Regions from separate parts of the Homo sapiens genome. Here region 2 is linked to region 1. Evidence: read pairs that join two places in POLR2A ChIA-PET (ENCODE). Cell type or tissue: MCF 10A. All regions are shown on one strand.

Region 1 (8,000 bases):
TCCAAGGAGAAATAAAGTTGGGTTGGCTGGGTGCCGTGGTTCATGCCTATATTCCCAACAGTTTGGGAGGCCAAGGCAGGAAGATCACTTGAGGCCGAGAGTTCAAGACCAGCCTGTGTAATATAGCAAGAAACCAGCCTGTGTATACAAAAAAATTAAAAATTAGCTGGGCCTGGTGGCACATGCCTATAGTCCTAAGCTACTTGGGAGGCTAGGGCAGGAGGTTTTCTTGCACCCAGGAGTTGAAGGCTGCAGTGAGTTATGATCATGCCACTGTACTCCATGCTGGGCAACAGAGCAAGACCTTGTCTAAAAAATATATATATATATAATATATAATATATAATATTAAAATAAAGGAGTGGGTTATAAAGGCATTCAAAAAGGAATGTCAGAATAAGATGGCTGGGCTAGATGTAAAACTGATTCATGGTTCAACACGATGATAAAACCAGACAGAAGTCATCTGCATCTCTACTGGACAAGAATAAAAAAGTTAACATTAACTTCTAAAGTCTGGGCCTTTCATCAATAGGAAAGGGCTTGTCCAACACCGATCTAGTCTCCCCGGATAATGAAATAATCCTTATGTGATCTGTGAAACAATGCCCCAGTATGACATTTAAAGAACATGCCTTCTTCCCTTTACCTTGTTTACAAGTTTTGGATAATTTTTCTTAACATTACTGTGATTAAAGGTGAACTTCTATTTATATGAGGAACCTAGAGGAGTTAAATTCATAGAGATAGAAAGTAGAATGGGGTTGCCCAGGGCTGGAGGAAGAGGGAATAGGGATTTTAATGGGTGCAGAGTTTCAGTTTTGCAAGATGAAAAGAGTTCTGTGGATGGATAGCAGTGATGGTTGCACAACAATGTGAATGTATCTAATGCCACTGACCTGTACACTTAAAAATGATTAAGATGGTAAATTTTTTGTTATATGCATTTTGTCACAATTAAAAATAAAATTACAAAATGGACTGACAAGTGGGTATATGAAGAAAAAATTAATAATTCTTTACCCTCCTGAGAGAACCAATTTAATGGTTCTGTTTATGTTAACTCACTTTACCTAGTTCATAAAAACATGACTTATCTAAAAATGGGATTTTTAAAATCGTTTACTCTGTGACATTTGTTCTTTTCACTGAACAATATATCACAGACAGATCAATGTCTGCAACGTAGAGGGCTGTCAATATCCACAATCCAGAGGGCTAAATTCATTCTTTTTAATACCAGCTCCATAGACTGGACATAGCATAATTTATTCAACTATTTTTCTACTAATGAAAGTTTAGATTGTTTCCTGTTGTTTTTCTTTTCCTGCCAATACAAATGTTGTTAAAAAAAATTGTTTTACTACAGCAGAGCCATGCTGAAGGCCAGGTTTTGAGTAGTGATAGCAAGAAGGCAGAGGAGGGAATGGATCAAAGAAACACCTCATTGGGCCAGGAGCAGTGTCTCACGTCTGTAATAACAGTACTTTGGGAGGCTGAGGTGGGCAGATCACCTGTGGTCAGGAGTTCAAGACCAGCCTGGCCAATGTGGTGAAACCCCATCTCTACTAAAAATACAAAAATTAGCCAGGCGTGGTGGCAGGGACCTGTAATCCCAGCTACTCGGGAGGCTGAGACAGGAGAATCGCTTGAACCCAGGAGGCAGAGGTTGCAGTGAGCTGAGATCATGCCACTGCACTCCAGCCTGGGCAACAAAGAGTGAAACTCCATCTCAAAAAAAAAAAAAAAAAGAAAAGAAAGAAAGAAAGAAAAAGAAACACCTCATTGGGGAAATGGGTTGGATTTGGGTCCAGTTGAAGATGTTGATGTTGGCTGGGCGTGGTGGCTGATACCTGTAATCCCAGCATTTTGGGAGGCCGAGTTGGGCAGATCACCTGAGGTTACGAGTTCAACACCAGCCTCACCAACATGGTGAAACCCCATCTCTACTAAAAATACAAAATTAGCCGGGTGTGGTGGCACATGCCTGTAATCCCAGCTACTTGGGAGGCTGAGGCAGGAGAATCGCTTGAACTGGAGAGGTGGAGGTTGTAGTGAGCCGAATTCATGCCATTGCACTCCACCCTGGACAGCAAGAGCGAAACTCCATCTCAAAAAAAAAAAAAACAACAGAAAATGTTGATGTTGATGTAAGAGTTGGAGAATGGATACAGCTACCATTTTGATGAGAAAGGGAATAGAAAAAGAACAGCAGAAGGTTTTATGGGGGATGGCAGAGCAACTGTGAGGAAAGGGTGTGTTTGGAAAATGCTGGGTTTGAGAGAGGCATGGCGGTCTGCCTGTGCCCAGCACACAGCTACAAATCAGGGTCTAAAGCTTGGGGAAGACATCACAGAGAGAGATCATTAATTTGATCATCCCTCGCATAAAGTTATAGTTGAGGTTGTGAGAGTGAATGAGATCTGTTCCCAGGGAGGCCTTACATCATAGAGGGAGGAGATGGCACCCATAGGAGTGACCTGCATTTAGGGGCCTGGCCACTGAGACTGAGAAGGAGTAGACAGAGGAGGAGAAACAGGAAAGTAAAGCCTGGGGAGGCAAGAGAGGGAAGAGTCTGAAATGATGTGACAGCTGGTCCATTTTCAGGAAATGTAATAATGTTAAGTATATTTTAGGTACTGGCATCATAGGCCCCCCTTCTCACTGCTTGTTGCATATGCCTTTAGGAACACCTGCCTCTGGGAGTCACATCAAACACTGGTTTCCTTGTATAAACCACCAGAAATAATGGTATGGTTTGTAAGCCACCTTGAGCACTACTTTAAGGAAAAAGCCAAATCAAATCATAATAAGGCACAGTTTGAATGTAGCTTGGCATCTCTCAGTAGTGTTAAGAATTCATTTTTTAAGGCTATGTTATGTTCACAGAAACTAGGACTTTATTAATAAAGGATACTATATGTCAATTTCACAAAACCATGTGATCTGGAAAAGGCTGCAGACAGGTGCCCTAAGAAAGCAGTAAATACAAATAATTTCTAAAACATTTAGAATTAGCTTTGAAACTATCTCAATCTATTTTTTGTGTATTGCCACCAGATTACCCTTTTGACACCACATCTTTGTATAACGACTCTGCATTTTTAAGCCATAGCTGACTGGAGGAGAGAATTTAGGGAATTACCAGTAGTCTGGATGCATTGTTGTGTCACTTCTCAGGGCTTTGAGAAATCCTAAGTTTGGAAAAATAACTGAGTCATCAGAACTTGATGTCACTGAGGAGTGAAATCAGTGGGAACCTGCCAAGTTTCAGGCAGGATTCAGTTTATTTCAAACATTGTGTTTCCTGTTTTATATTAGATACAATTAGGTTCCTGAAGAAGAATCAAAAGAAGACTCTCACCCCTCAAATACCTTGCCATCTTGTAGAAAAATAAGATCTGCACATAGACAGATATTGAAGAAAACACTCTAAGGTTCTGTGACCCGCTACCCCCAGACTGCCTATTGTTGCTGAAGGAATTTGCAATCAGAATGAGGCCAATCCACACGTGGGTTCCCCTGACCCACAGGACTCATCTGGGGAAGAAGAAGCAGGTGGGAGAACAGTGGGGGCAGAGGAGAGGTTGGCAGGTGAGAGGAGGCAGCAGGTGGTGAATGAGCTGTTTTCCAGATAATATGATCACAGGAGTATTTATAGGGTGGTCAGTTTCAGGCATGATGGACTCAGGCCATAATCTTGGGTTACTTAATTGTAAATTGCAAAGAAGAAGGTCATGGCTGTGGAGTGTTGATCTAAACAAAGACTGATGAATCCACAATGGAAAGTTTGTTTGTGGGTTTTGGATCACCTTGAACGTCTTCCGTAGCTTGTAGTTAGTGAAGAGTCCTGACTGAAGGTGGGGGAGTCGTGACTTTCATCAGAACCTTACTGAAGCCCTAGTTCATCTAGATGAATTAAGGAGTCATGGGAACTCAGCAGATGAACCCTGGGAGCATTCGAGCAGGTCCTTAGGAAAGCAATTTACTGATTGAACTCACCTTGTCCCCACCCCAACTGAATACCAAATAATCAAGAAGAATCCTGGATTCTTTGCCTAAGGAATTATAAATTGGAATCAGTTGACCTTGGGGATAGCAAGGTTAGGGTCAGAGATTTCCAGCTTTGGCTGTTGCTTCTCAGCCATTTGGCAGAGAGAGATCTTTACTGTCAGGGACTGCTTTAGGCTTTATTTGCAGACAAATTGTTGTGACCTACTCTGGTCTTGTCTGAACACGTAGACCAGGCCCAAGCTCCCACTGCCTGTTTGCACCATCTCCCTAATCCACAGCTGCACAGTCGGAAGGAGATGCCAAAATCCAGACACAATAAAGCATCCAAATAACAGGTCTTTCCTCTTTTGCCTGTTTGTTTTTTATCTCTCTATAATATATAAATAATTGGCTTATTCTATTTACTGCACAAAGAAAAAATGAAACATCTGAATTTTTCGTAGCAGTGGAAAGTAGTTCCAGAGTGTGAAAAAATACAGCTATCGGAAATTTCAGCTACTGCCTTTGGTATAATGGAAATTTATTACTCAACTCCTAACAATCTTGGCCCAAACCATGTGGTTGTGTGGGCAGGCAGTGGGCACCTTTCCTAAATAGCACACTGCCAGGGACACCTTTGCTCATATTTGAGACAGCCTGAATGAAGGGTATCTTTCTATCAAAGACTGTTTGATTATCTCAGAATTTTAGACATATCACAAAAGCTGTTGAGACCTAGCCAGTGGATTTTACTTGTATGAGATATTGCATAGCTCCCAAAGGGAGGGTCAGAGCCCAATAATAAATAGCTCTTTGTAGCCATCCCCTCCCTAGCCCCAAACCATTGAGATCACAGGGTGAGCAACCAGTCAGTATTCACTCAAAGGCAGTGCTGCCCGGCAGTGTGGCAGATAATGACCAGATGTGAACTTGTCTCTCTACAGTGTGTGGCTGTGACCTGGCACAAGGGGGCTTCTTCATAAAGAACGGAGAGTATCTCTGCACCCTGGACTACCAGCGGATGTACGGGACACGCTGCCATGGCTGTGGGGAGTTCGTGGAGGGCGAAGTGGTGACTGCTCTGGGCAAGACCTACCATCCCAATTGCTTTGCTTGTACTATCTGCAAGTAAGTGAGCCTATCTTTCCAAAGCCTACACCTTCCTCCAACAGAGAAATGCTGGTTTGGGCTGTTAAAGGTTGGATTATACACCTTTTGTCTTGAGTAGCACATACTCTTATCCTTAGATTTCTTTCTTACTGTACTATCAGTCCTAGTAAAAAAAGTAGATTAGTTGGAAACTGTATGTGTGATGTCCTCTACAAAGTAATATGACTGATTTTTAGTAGATTGAAACTAATTCTGAAAGCAGCTCTGGGTCTCAAAACATTTTGGAGCAATAAAAACATCAGGGGGAAATGGCATAACTGCTTAGAAGGATAAAGCTTATTTGGAAGTATAAATTCCTAGGCATGTGTGTGTGTTTAAAATGGTCTCTTTCATCTATAATAGGCGGTGGCAAACTGTGTCCCATGGGCTGAATTAGGCCTGATACCTGTTTTTGTGGATAAAGTTCTATTGGAACACAGCCACTCCCACTTGTGTGTGGCCTATAGCTGCTTCCACGCTGCAACAACAGAGTTGAGTCATTGCGACAGAGACCATATGGTCCGCAAAGTCTTAAAAAATTTACAATCTCATCTTTGGGGGGAAATATTTGCCAACCCTGTTCTCTATGTATCTGTCATCTACCAAGGTTGTATCTTAACTGTGCAAACCAGCTTGATTAAAATGATCAGTCAGGCTGGGCGTGGTGGCTCACCCTTATAATCCCAGCACTTTGGGAGGCCGAGGCAGGTACATCACCTGAGCTCAAGAGTTTGAGACCAGCCTGGCCAACATGGTGAAACCCTGTCTCTACTAAAAATACAAAAAAATTAGCCAGGCGAGGTGGCAGGTGCCTGTAATCTCAGCTGCTTGGGAGGCTGAGGCAGGAGAATGGCTTGAACCCGGGAGGCGGAGGTTGCAGTGAGCCGAGATCGTGCCACTGCACTCCAATCTGGGTGACACAGCAAGACTCCATCTCAAAAAAAATAAAATAAAATAAATAATAAAATGATCAGTCAGAGAACAAGAAAACTATGTGAAGTGTGAGTGGGAAAATGTGGGGCTTTTTGTGGTTTTTGTGTTTTGAGGTCTGCATGTTATAAAACTTAAGATAGGTTTGATTCCTGTAACTAGGAGACTCACCACCAAGGGTCAGCTGCTTTATTGATCAATTCTAATTTGGCAATTTTGCAATCCAGTGCCTTTTCAAGTGGAGATCTATTTGCTATGCCTTTCTAAAAACCCCAATTCAGAGGAGACGTGTTGTCTGTTTTTCAGCATTGTATGTTTCTAAGCCAGAGAGATGTAAGCTCTAGAAGGGAAGATTCAATATTGTGTAATTAATTAACAAGATAATACTGATAAATCATAATAAGACACAAAATATTCATAATAAAATTATTTAAATAACTTTATAGCTATGTATTAGCTCATTTCTCTATTTCATTTTTTTAAATCATAATTTAATAATTCTGGATGAATGAACTGAATATTTTTCTGTATTTAATCAAAAGCAAAGTTCTGCCCTGATTTTTCCCTTTTCAGGCTGTGGCACACAGCCTGGTTAAGAGTCCTGGGCTGGCATGGAGCCCCAAGTCCCAGTCTTACTTCCCAGGTTGAATTGAGACCTATGTGATTTAGCTTTTTCCAGACAATTGCCTCCACCTTAGAATGAGAAGCTGTGAACTAGATGCGAGTCATTTTTCAAGCCTCGCTCATCACTGGAATCTCCTGGATGGGTGGGAGTGGACTAGAGATGGGAGTCTCTCCACAAAGATCAATTTCTAGCCTATTTTCCCCCAAAACCTGCATGCTAATTTAGTAGTTTCTGGAGGGTTCTCATGTATGTTGTCAGTCAGCCAGGTTGGAAGGCCGTGTTCCCAGTAAACTCTAAGAGCCCTTCTGATCCTGACCCTGAGAGGTCATTGCTTTGAAGTTGGTATAATGATAAAAAACGATTTATTAACTATGGCCCTGTCCCTGGACATTTGAGCCAGCAAAGGAGCACTTACTGCTACTGCCTCTACTGCTGCCGAATGACGATAATTCTGTCTGAATTGGGGCCTCCTTTTTAGTTGAGAAGTTATATTCATACAGAAGTTAATTTCACCCTCTTAGCAATTCTTTGAAGGGAACCAGGAGTTAATATCTCTATTTATGAGTGACTTTGAGGCTCACGGTTTAAGGGACATTCCCAAGTTAACGTTAGAACTCAGGTTTTCTAACTCTAAATCCAGGTCTCTTTCTATTATAAACATTCATGCAAATAAAAGAAGGAAGTTATCCAGTATGGGCAGAGGATATAGGGAGGGAGGAAATTACTGAAAAGGGCCATTTACAAAACAACAAAACCCACCCTTCAGAAGGCCCAGCCCAAGTTGAGAACTGGATTCTGGCTTGTCCCATAGAGGATTCGTGTGGGACTTGGGTCTAAAATAATAAGCTTGGATGGGAAGGAAGGCTTGGGCTTGGGTGGGGTAAGCGAGGTGCCTCTGGGCATGCAACAGGTAAAGGGCACTTATTCTCAGGGTCCTGCAAGTGCAGGGTCAGCCACGGAGCACGAGTGCCTCTTTAAACGCTGTGTCTGGGTCCACTCCTGGCCTGGTCGGAGGCAAAAGAACCTGTGCGTGTTGTGTTGAATGGATCCTTAACTTCCTGACTCCCTCCTTACAGAACAGATTTAAGACTTGTTCAGGTTTAGCTAATGAGTGTGAAGCAGTAGGGCTACTGGCATCCAGCAGAGGGTGATTTTTGATTCTTAAAAATAAAACAAGTTCTAAGTTGGTGGATGCCATCTGCACCTGCCTATGGCTTGATCTCCCTAGCTGGTCAGTCCAGGCATGTCACTTCACCTCTCTGAGCCTTCACTGTACTGCCGAAAGTGACACAGCATCACAAGT
Region 2 (8,000 bases), 150 kb before region 1:
CACCTGAGGTCAGGAGTTCAAGACTAGCCTGGGCAACATGGTGAAACCCTGTTTCTACTAAAAATAAAAAAAATTATCTGGGTGTGGTGGCAGGCACCTGTAATCTCAGCTACTCGCAAGGCTGAGCCAGGAGAATTGCTTGAACCCGGGAGGCGGAGGTTGCAGTGAGCCAAGATCATGCCACTGCACTCCAGCCTGGGCGACAGAGTGAGACTCCAGCTCAAACAAACAAACAATCTATGCAAAAACTTGTACACAAATGTGTACAGCCCATTATTCATAATAGCCAAAATTGCAAACAACTCAAATATACATCAACTGGTGAATAGATAAACAAAATGTGGTGTATCCGTACAATGGTATATTATTCAACAGTGAAAAGGAATTAAGTAGAGCTCATGCATGCTATAATATGGATGGACCTTGAAAACACACTAAGTGAAAGAGACCAGCACCAAAGATCAGATATTGTGTGATTCTATTTACATGAAATATCCAGAATAGGTAAATGTCTAGGGACAAAAAGTAGACTAGTGGTTGCCATGGCCTGGAGGAGGGGGAATGAGGAGTGACTGCAAATGGACACAAGGTTTTATTTTGGTGTGATGAAATATTACAGAATTAGGTAGTAGTGATGGTTGCACAACTGCTTGAATATACCAAAAACCACTAAATTGTACACTTTAAAAGGGTGAGTTGATATGTACGTTGTATCTCAAAAACAAAGTCGATGAGAAAGTTGAAAAAATCATATAGATATTTAATTGATTTATGAATAAAACCAGTATTATTCTTTAAAGATCCATATACTTGCCATTGGTTGGCTATGAACTTAGCTCTAATTTGTGTAATTTAGGGATCAGTTACATAATCCATCAATAGTTTCATTAAGTCCAGTGGCTCCAGATTTCTCTTGGTGACTGATCATAGTGCTTACTCAGCCCTTCTCTACGTGGAATTCTTTTTTTTTTTTTTTTTTTTTTGAGATGGAGTTTCACACTGTTGACCAGACTGGAGTGCAGTGGCACGATCTCGGCTCACTGCAACCTCTGCTTCTTAGGTTCAAGCGATTCTTCTGCCTCAGCCTCCTGAGTAGCTGGGATTATAGGCGTGCATCGCCACACCTGGCTAATTTTTGTATTTTTAGTAGAGATGGGGTTTCACCATGTTTCCCAGGCTGGTCTGGAACTCCTGACCTCAAGGGATCCACCTGCTTTGGCCTCCCAAAGTGCAGGGATCACAGGCGTGAGCCACCACACCCAGCTCCTAAGTAGAATTCTGTACTTCATTATAGGAAACAGCATTCCAGCTACTTATATTCTACATTTTCCTTTTACGGAATAAATTCTTTGTGTTCACATTATTTCAGAAAAGAAATACAACCGTTTGTATGAAAAGTAAAGGAGTTTTTGGATGAAGAATAGAAAGCCACTGAATTAGGTTGACTTATTTGAATGAAATGAAAGTTAACTGACATAATAATGCCCCTGTTCTCAAAACGTTTGTATTCTAGTGAAGTGGCTTAAAGAGTGAGAAAACTGTTGTTTTTTCATTGGCTTATTTTTTACCCAGTAATTGTACTGGCCAAGCTGAATAACATGGCTTTTTATTAGCAGAGCAGTAGACCACAGGCAAAACCATTAGAAAGGAGTTTTGCCTAGCAAACTTCAGTACCATCAGAATATTGCCTTTTCCCTATTTCTCAAAATATGGTTGTATGGTCTCATTTTCTCAGTCGTGGGTTTCAGAAACACCTTGGATTTGTGTCCAGATTCCATTCCTTACCCAAGCCACACAGTTTCCTATGTCCTGTGTCCTTAGGGCAGTCATGGTCATTCACAATCAAAGAACTTAAACACTCATTCAGTAGCTTCTGTTTCAATTTGGGAATTGGACTGTGCAAATTACTTCCAGATTTGGCCCTTGGGGTATTTTTATACTAGAGATAATTAGCTCTGGTCATGAGAGACCAGAAGCCCTTAATCTTTTTAAAATAGAGTCCTCATTTCCCTGGAGCCTTAGAGTTTGATGGTGTGGTCAGCGTGAGAACAGGGTGGTGCTGCCAGGCTGAGTGGAAGGGCCAGCATGTTTTGGAGCTCAGGGTGTATCCATGCATTTAAGCCTCTGGATGTGGAGCGTCATGGTGGAGAACATTGGCTTTGGAGTCCTTCTGGGTCATATCTTAGTTCTGCTACTTGCTCACTGTGAGACCTTGGTCAAGTACTTTCCCTAGGCCTCACTTTCCTCATGAGAGCATGAGGATGAAATTAGGATTAAAAGAGCTAAAGCATGTAAGATGCTTAGCACAGGCCTGTAACTTGGCTACGCAGAGTAAATGTTACTGTTGCAGTACCTAGAAAGGTGCCTGCTTATGCTCAGTATATTTGAATGAATGAATGAATGCATGGATGGACTCCTTAACTGCATATTGGAAAACATTACTTCATGAGCACTTTAAAATAAAAAGTGTTTGGAACATACAGAAAAGAACAGAAAAAGCATGATATGCACCCTGCTATATAGAATGTTACAGTTTTGCCATACTTCAGATTGTTTTAAGAAATAAAATGTTACAAATACAGCTGAATTCTCCTACAGGCCCCTCCCAGATCACTTAAATCTCCTCTGCCCAGAGGTAATTGAATTTGGTGTTCTCACTATCATGCTTTTAGAGTATTCTCACATATATATGTAGACGAACAATACACATCACAGCTTTGCACATTTTTACCCTTAATATAAAAGCATCCACAGCTTGCTTTTTGTTTTTTCTATTTTTTTTTTTTTTGGCTCTCCATTTTGTCTTTCAGATTAATTCATGTTGGTACATGTTGCTATAGCTCACTCTTTTTTTTTTTTTTTTTACTGCCTTATCGTATTTTATGACTATGTCATTATTTACCCATTCTTAATGTTGATGGATATTTAGATACTCCCTCCCTTCAATGTCTTGCCATTACAATAATGATGCAATGAACATGCTTACATGTGTCTTCCTGATGCAGCGTGCATAAACAGAGAGGAACTATTGGGGTTTCGGATTTGTGCACCTTTGCTTTATTAGATATTAAAATTTTCCTCTTCAGAGTGCCTGTGTGGGTTTATATTACCAGCAGTATAAAAGCGTTCCCGTTTCTCCACAAATTTGTCAACACTTGCCATTGTCAAGTTTGAGTATGCAAAATCTTACTTTAGTTTTAATTTTCCTTTTCCTGATTACTAATGAGTCTGAATAACACATTTTCATATGATTACAGTCATTTGCTTTTCCTCAGTTGTGAACCGACTATTAGTATCTTTATCCATTTTCCAATAGATTACTCTGTCTTTTTAAAATTGACTTGTAGGTGTTGTTTGTAAATTCTGGATGTTCATTCTTTGTTGTATATTTTACACATCTCCCAGTTTGTTTTTATGGTGGCTGTTTTTGAACAGAAATTTTATTTATTTATTTTTGAGAAAAGGTCTTGCTCTGTTGCCCAGGCTGGAGTGCAATGTGGCATGATCATGGCTCACTGTAGCCTTGACTTCCCGGGTAGCTAGGAATACAGGCATGAGCCACCATGCCTGGCTAACTTTTGTATTTTTTGTAGAGATGGGGCTTCTCCATGTTGCCCAGGCTGGTCTCAAACCCCTGGGCTCAAGTGATCTGCCCACCTTGGCCTCCCAAAGTGCTGGATTACAGGCGTGGGCCATCACATCCAGCCAGAAATTTTAAATTTTAATATAGCCAATTTTATTAAATATTTTCTTTATGATTTGAGTTTTTTGACCCGTTTAAGAAATTCTTTCTTGCTATGAATTCATTAAAGCTATTCTGTATTCTCTTCTAAAAGTTTCAGTTTGACTTTTCCTATTATGATTTTTAATGCATTTGGAATTTATTTGTTTGTATATTGTAAAGTGGTTATCCAGCCTTTTTTCTATGACATGGGCAATCCATTGATAAGAGACCACTTTAACATTGGGAAAATTCTCAATTCTTGGATGACTGAGAAATACTTTTTTGCATTTGTTTCACATCTTCCTAGATATCGCATTATACTCTTTTGATATTGTATCAAGACACAAACAGAAAGTTTTGAATTGTCACTTGAAATTTTATCTTGTTAACTATTAAGAATAGTTCCTAAGGTGAAACTATTCTTTCTGGGTGAAGGCTTTTTAAGCATTTGTTTGTTTTGGCAGGTGACACCATACATTTATCTTGGTATGCCAGCAGACTCACTTCAGAAAAGGTGGCAGGGAGATTAAATGAGCCTGTTGATTTGTTTATACTTTGGTGCATGTCAATTTCCAAAGGAAGGTAAAGGTTTTGATGACGACATTTTGAGATTCTGTAGAATTCTTTGGCTTGCTTTATTGCTATTCTTTGCATGGGTTCACACTGAACATTGTTTCTGCAAGGTAGACCAAGTTGAATTGCTCTAACTCACTGATATGGTTTAAATGTATGTCCCTACCCAAATGTCAGGTTGAAATGTAGCCCCCATTGTTGGAGGTGGGGCCTGGTGGGAGGTGACTGGATCATGGGGGCGGATTTCTCATGAATGCTTTAGCGCCATCCCCTGGGTGCTGTTCTTTTTTTGTGTGTTTTTTTGAGACGGAGTCTCACTCTACTGACCAGGCTGGAGTGCAGTGGTGCTATCTCCACTCCCTGCAACCTCTGTCTCCCAGTTCAAGGGATTCTCCTGCCTCAGCCTCCCGAATAGCTGGAATTACAGTTGCCCGCCACCACGCTCAGCTAATTTTTTGTATTTTTAGTGGAGACGGGGTTTCACCATGTTGGTCAGGCTGGTCTGGGACTCCTGACCTCAGGTGATCCACTGGGTGCTGTTCTTGTGATAGTGGTGAGTGAACTATTGTGATCTCTGGTTGTTTAAAATCTCCCCCCAGTCTCCCTTTCTCCTGCTTTTGCCATGTGATGTGCCTGTTCCTTCCCCCTTTGCCTTATACCATGATTGGAAGCTTCCTGAAGTGTCCCCAGAAGCAGATGCCGCTATGCTTCCTGTATAGCCTGTAGAACCGTGGGCCAACTAATATTTTTTCTTTATCAATTACCCAGTCTCGAATGTTTCTTTGTAGCAATGCAAGAATAGCCTAACAAACTCACAAAACCTTTTTGCCTACTGGCAAAATTGAACATTTTGGTGAAAATTACTTTCTACTTACTCAGGTTCATTTTGTAACAACAACAACAAATTTCTAAACCTATTCCCTAAAACTTTTTACAAGTCACACACTCATATCTTTTGGAGGTATTAAAAATAATTATTAGTTTCTTAAAAATATGGAAACGCTTTTAAAAATTATTTTGAACTCAAGTCACACAAGGCCAGGCATGGTGGCTCATGCCTGTAATCCCACCACTTTCAAAGGCAAAAGCGGGAAGATCACTTGAGCCCAGGGGTTCAAGACCAGCCCAGGCCAAATAGCGAGACCCCATCTCTACAAAAAACAGAAAACAATTAGCTGTGCATGGTGGTGTGCACCTGTAGTTCCAGCTGCTCTGAGAGGCTGAGGTAGGAGAATCGCTTGAGTCTGAGAGGTTGAGGCTACGGTGAGCTGTGATTGCACCACTGAGCCCTGCCTGGATGACAGAGCAAGTACACACACACACACACACACACACACACACACACACATTTTATATATATCATATGTAAATATATATATTATATATAGTGAACGGTAGAAACCGCAATTAGTTTTGCACCAACCTGATACCTACATAGCTCCCATCTGAATGGTTCTTGCAGAGACTTCCTCCTTTCCTAACTCCCAGTGCATCTCCTCAAAAACAGTTTCTTCATGTTCTTGTGTTCTTCCAGAAGAAATACACTTCATTTCCCAAAAGCGACCATACTCTACGCACCATTTTGTGCTTTGTTTTTTAAATTTGATAATCTCCCTTGGGGTTTTGTCACATTGGCACATACAGGTATGCTGGCTCCTTGTTCATAAATATGAATTTATTGTATAGATGGTCTACATTTTATAAAACCCAGCTCCACATTTCCTGCTAATGGATATTTCAGTGTTTCTAGGATTTTGTCTTTGTCTCTGTTGCTTGTTTGGTTTTGGTGTTTACAAATTGTGCTGTAGGAAACATCCTTGTACATACATCTTTGGCCTGTTTTTGCTGGTATATCCACCAGGTAAATTGCTAGTTGTGGAATTTGTTAGTTCACAAATTATGGGCTCTTTAAATTCGGAGGGATATTGATCAATTTTAAAATTGGAGGTTTTAAAAATACACTCTTAAATGCTAGTTTTGGAGTGAGGGCCCGATGCTTGTTGAGGAAGATTTCCTTTCCCTTTGTAAACATGGTATTAAATTATTTTGTGTGGCTGGGGATGGAGGGAGAAAAGAGAAAAGAGAAACATCATTTTACTTGTTTAAATTAATTCTTTTAATTGAATGTACTGCACGTGGCTGTAAGAGAATAAGCAGGCCTATTTACTGCCTGAAGCAAGGCAGACATTGGGCATCTGGTGGCTCTGCCTGGTGTGGTCAAGGAGCACCCTGCAGCCAACTCACCTGTTTCCCCTGGGTGGGGAAACTACATAAGCTGTCCCCTGGCCTCATAGCCTTCTTTGAGTCTCTCCTTAGGGCCGGACAGTCCAGGTGAGGGCCTGGCCCTTGGAAAGTCTTTGTGAAAGGTGCCTGCTGTTCTCGTGAGAGGAAGGCAGGACTTCTCAGAGCTCTCCTGGCCTTTATTAGGGTGGGACCATCTTCACCTTGGAAGGCCTTGAAAGAATTAATTACAAAATAAATACCTTTCAGTAGAGCCTCTAGGGAATGATGGGAAGGAGATGGGATGAGGGAGAGAGCAGGTTGGGCAAGACAGGGTGACTCTCAGGGCAGGCCTTGTGCAAGGGAATGTCCATTGCCAAAGACAACTTTGCCTGTTTCATGGCCTGAGGCAGAAACAGGAGAGGCCGAGTTTACCTAATTTCAGGAATTCCTTACTTCCATAAAGGTGGTAATGACAGTGAGGATAGCTCTCATTTGAGAGCCTTTGTAGTCTTGCTCATACTTTCATCTATATTCTCTCTTGATCCTCGCAGTGGCCACATTTCACAGATGGAGAAACTGAGGCCCCCCAAAATTAAGCAACTTACTCAAGGACCAACACCTAGTAAGTGGCAGAACTGAGGACCCCTGTGAGTCTCTTGTTACAGGCTTTTTCTGTTGCACAATAATAATGAATGTGCAATGTAAATATCATCAATCACTTTCCAGATACAAAATGAGGAAGCTTCTTTTTAATAAAGCAACCAAAATTTTGGAGTAGAGGCAATCACAATTGTTAAAAGGGTTTTCATAAATAAATAAAATCATGACTCTCCTGCAGATATCAAAATGAATATAGGTCAAAGATTTTATTTTACTCCACCAATGAAGGAACCACGCAGATGTTATAACCAGTTCAGAAGAGAATTGAAAAACATACATTTCTAGATCACAATATTGAAATGAATATGTAAATGGAGGCAAACTGATTTTTCCACAGGGTAGGAGGAAAGATAATTGAATCTCTACCAGGCAAGACAAAGATTGCATATTTATCAGTTAGTTACCTACAATATAAAGAGGTACAAAAGAGCTCACAGACAATGAACAGGGCTAGAATCAGATAACCCTCAAGTGTGTGCTGTGTAGACAAAGCATACTTTTCCACTGAAACACAAATTATTTCTACTCAATTTATGTAGGCATGTCAGGCGGGCTGCAAAAGCAGTGAAAGCTGCCTGCATGTTAGGTGGTGGAGAGGAGGAGGATGGGCAAGAGTCAGCCAATAATAGGTTGGTGACATTTTGCAAGGTTTTGTCAAGTTCAAGGTGCATTCTGCCCTTTCCCCTCAGCCCTTTTATGCTGGCCTGGCTCAGTGCCTCCAGTATAATCCCACCTAAATTTGTCCTCCAAGGTAGTAGCCCATGCTTTTATTTATTCCCTTTTCAGCCATTAAAATCTCCCTGCCCCTTTATTCCATTTC

What was found. Peaks named below come from ENCODE experiments on the same cell type or tissue, not always from the same donor. Only the 100,000 strongest peaks of a DNase experiment are listed, where the experiment ranks them.
Region 2: POLR2A ChIA-PET joins it to region 1 with 5 read pairs; 1 of 35 experiments calls an interaction of 5 or more read pairs at or near these places.

Annotation. Positions count from the first base shown.
Region 1 is chr10:114,572,537-114,580,536 of GRCh38, reverse strand. ABLIM1 (actin binding LIM protein 1) reads left to right here. Exons shown (of 23, transcript NM_002313.7): 3 at 4,938-5,121. Among named protein-coding and RNA genes, the nearest start is that of ABLIM1, 82 kb to the left of the region's middle. In MCF 10A, no CTCF peak of the experiment used is centred here; DNase peaks (open chromatin) are centred at 3,226, 4,286 and 4,566.
Region 2 is chr10:114,723,381-114,731,380 of GRCh38, reverse strand. It overlaps a transcript of ABLIM1 not described here. Among named protein-coding and RNA genes, the nearest start is that of ABLIM1, 69 kb to the right of the region's middle. In MCF 10A, no CTCF peak of the experiment used is centred here; DNase peaks (open chromatin) are centred at 4,240 and 6,880.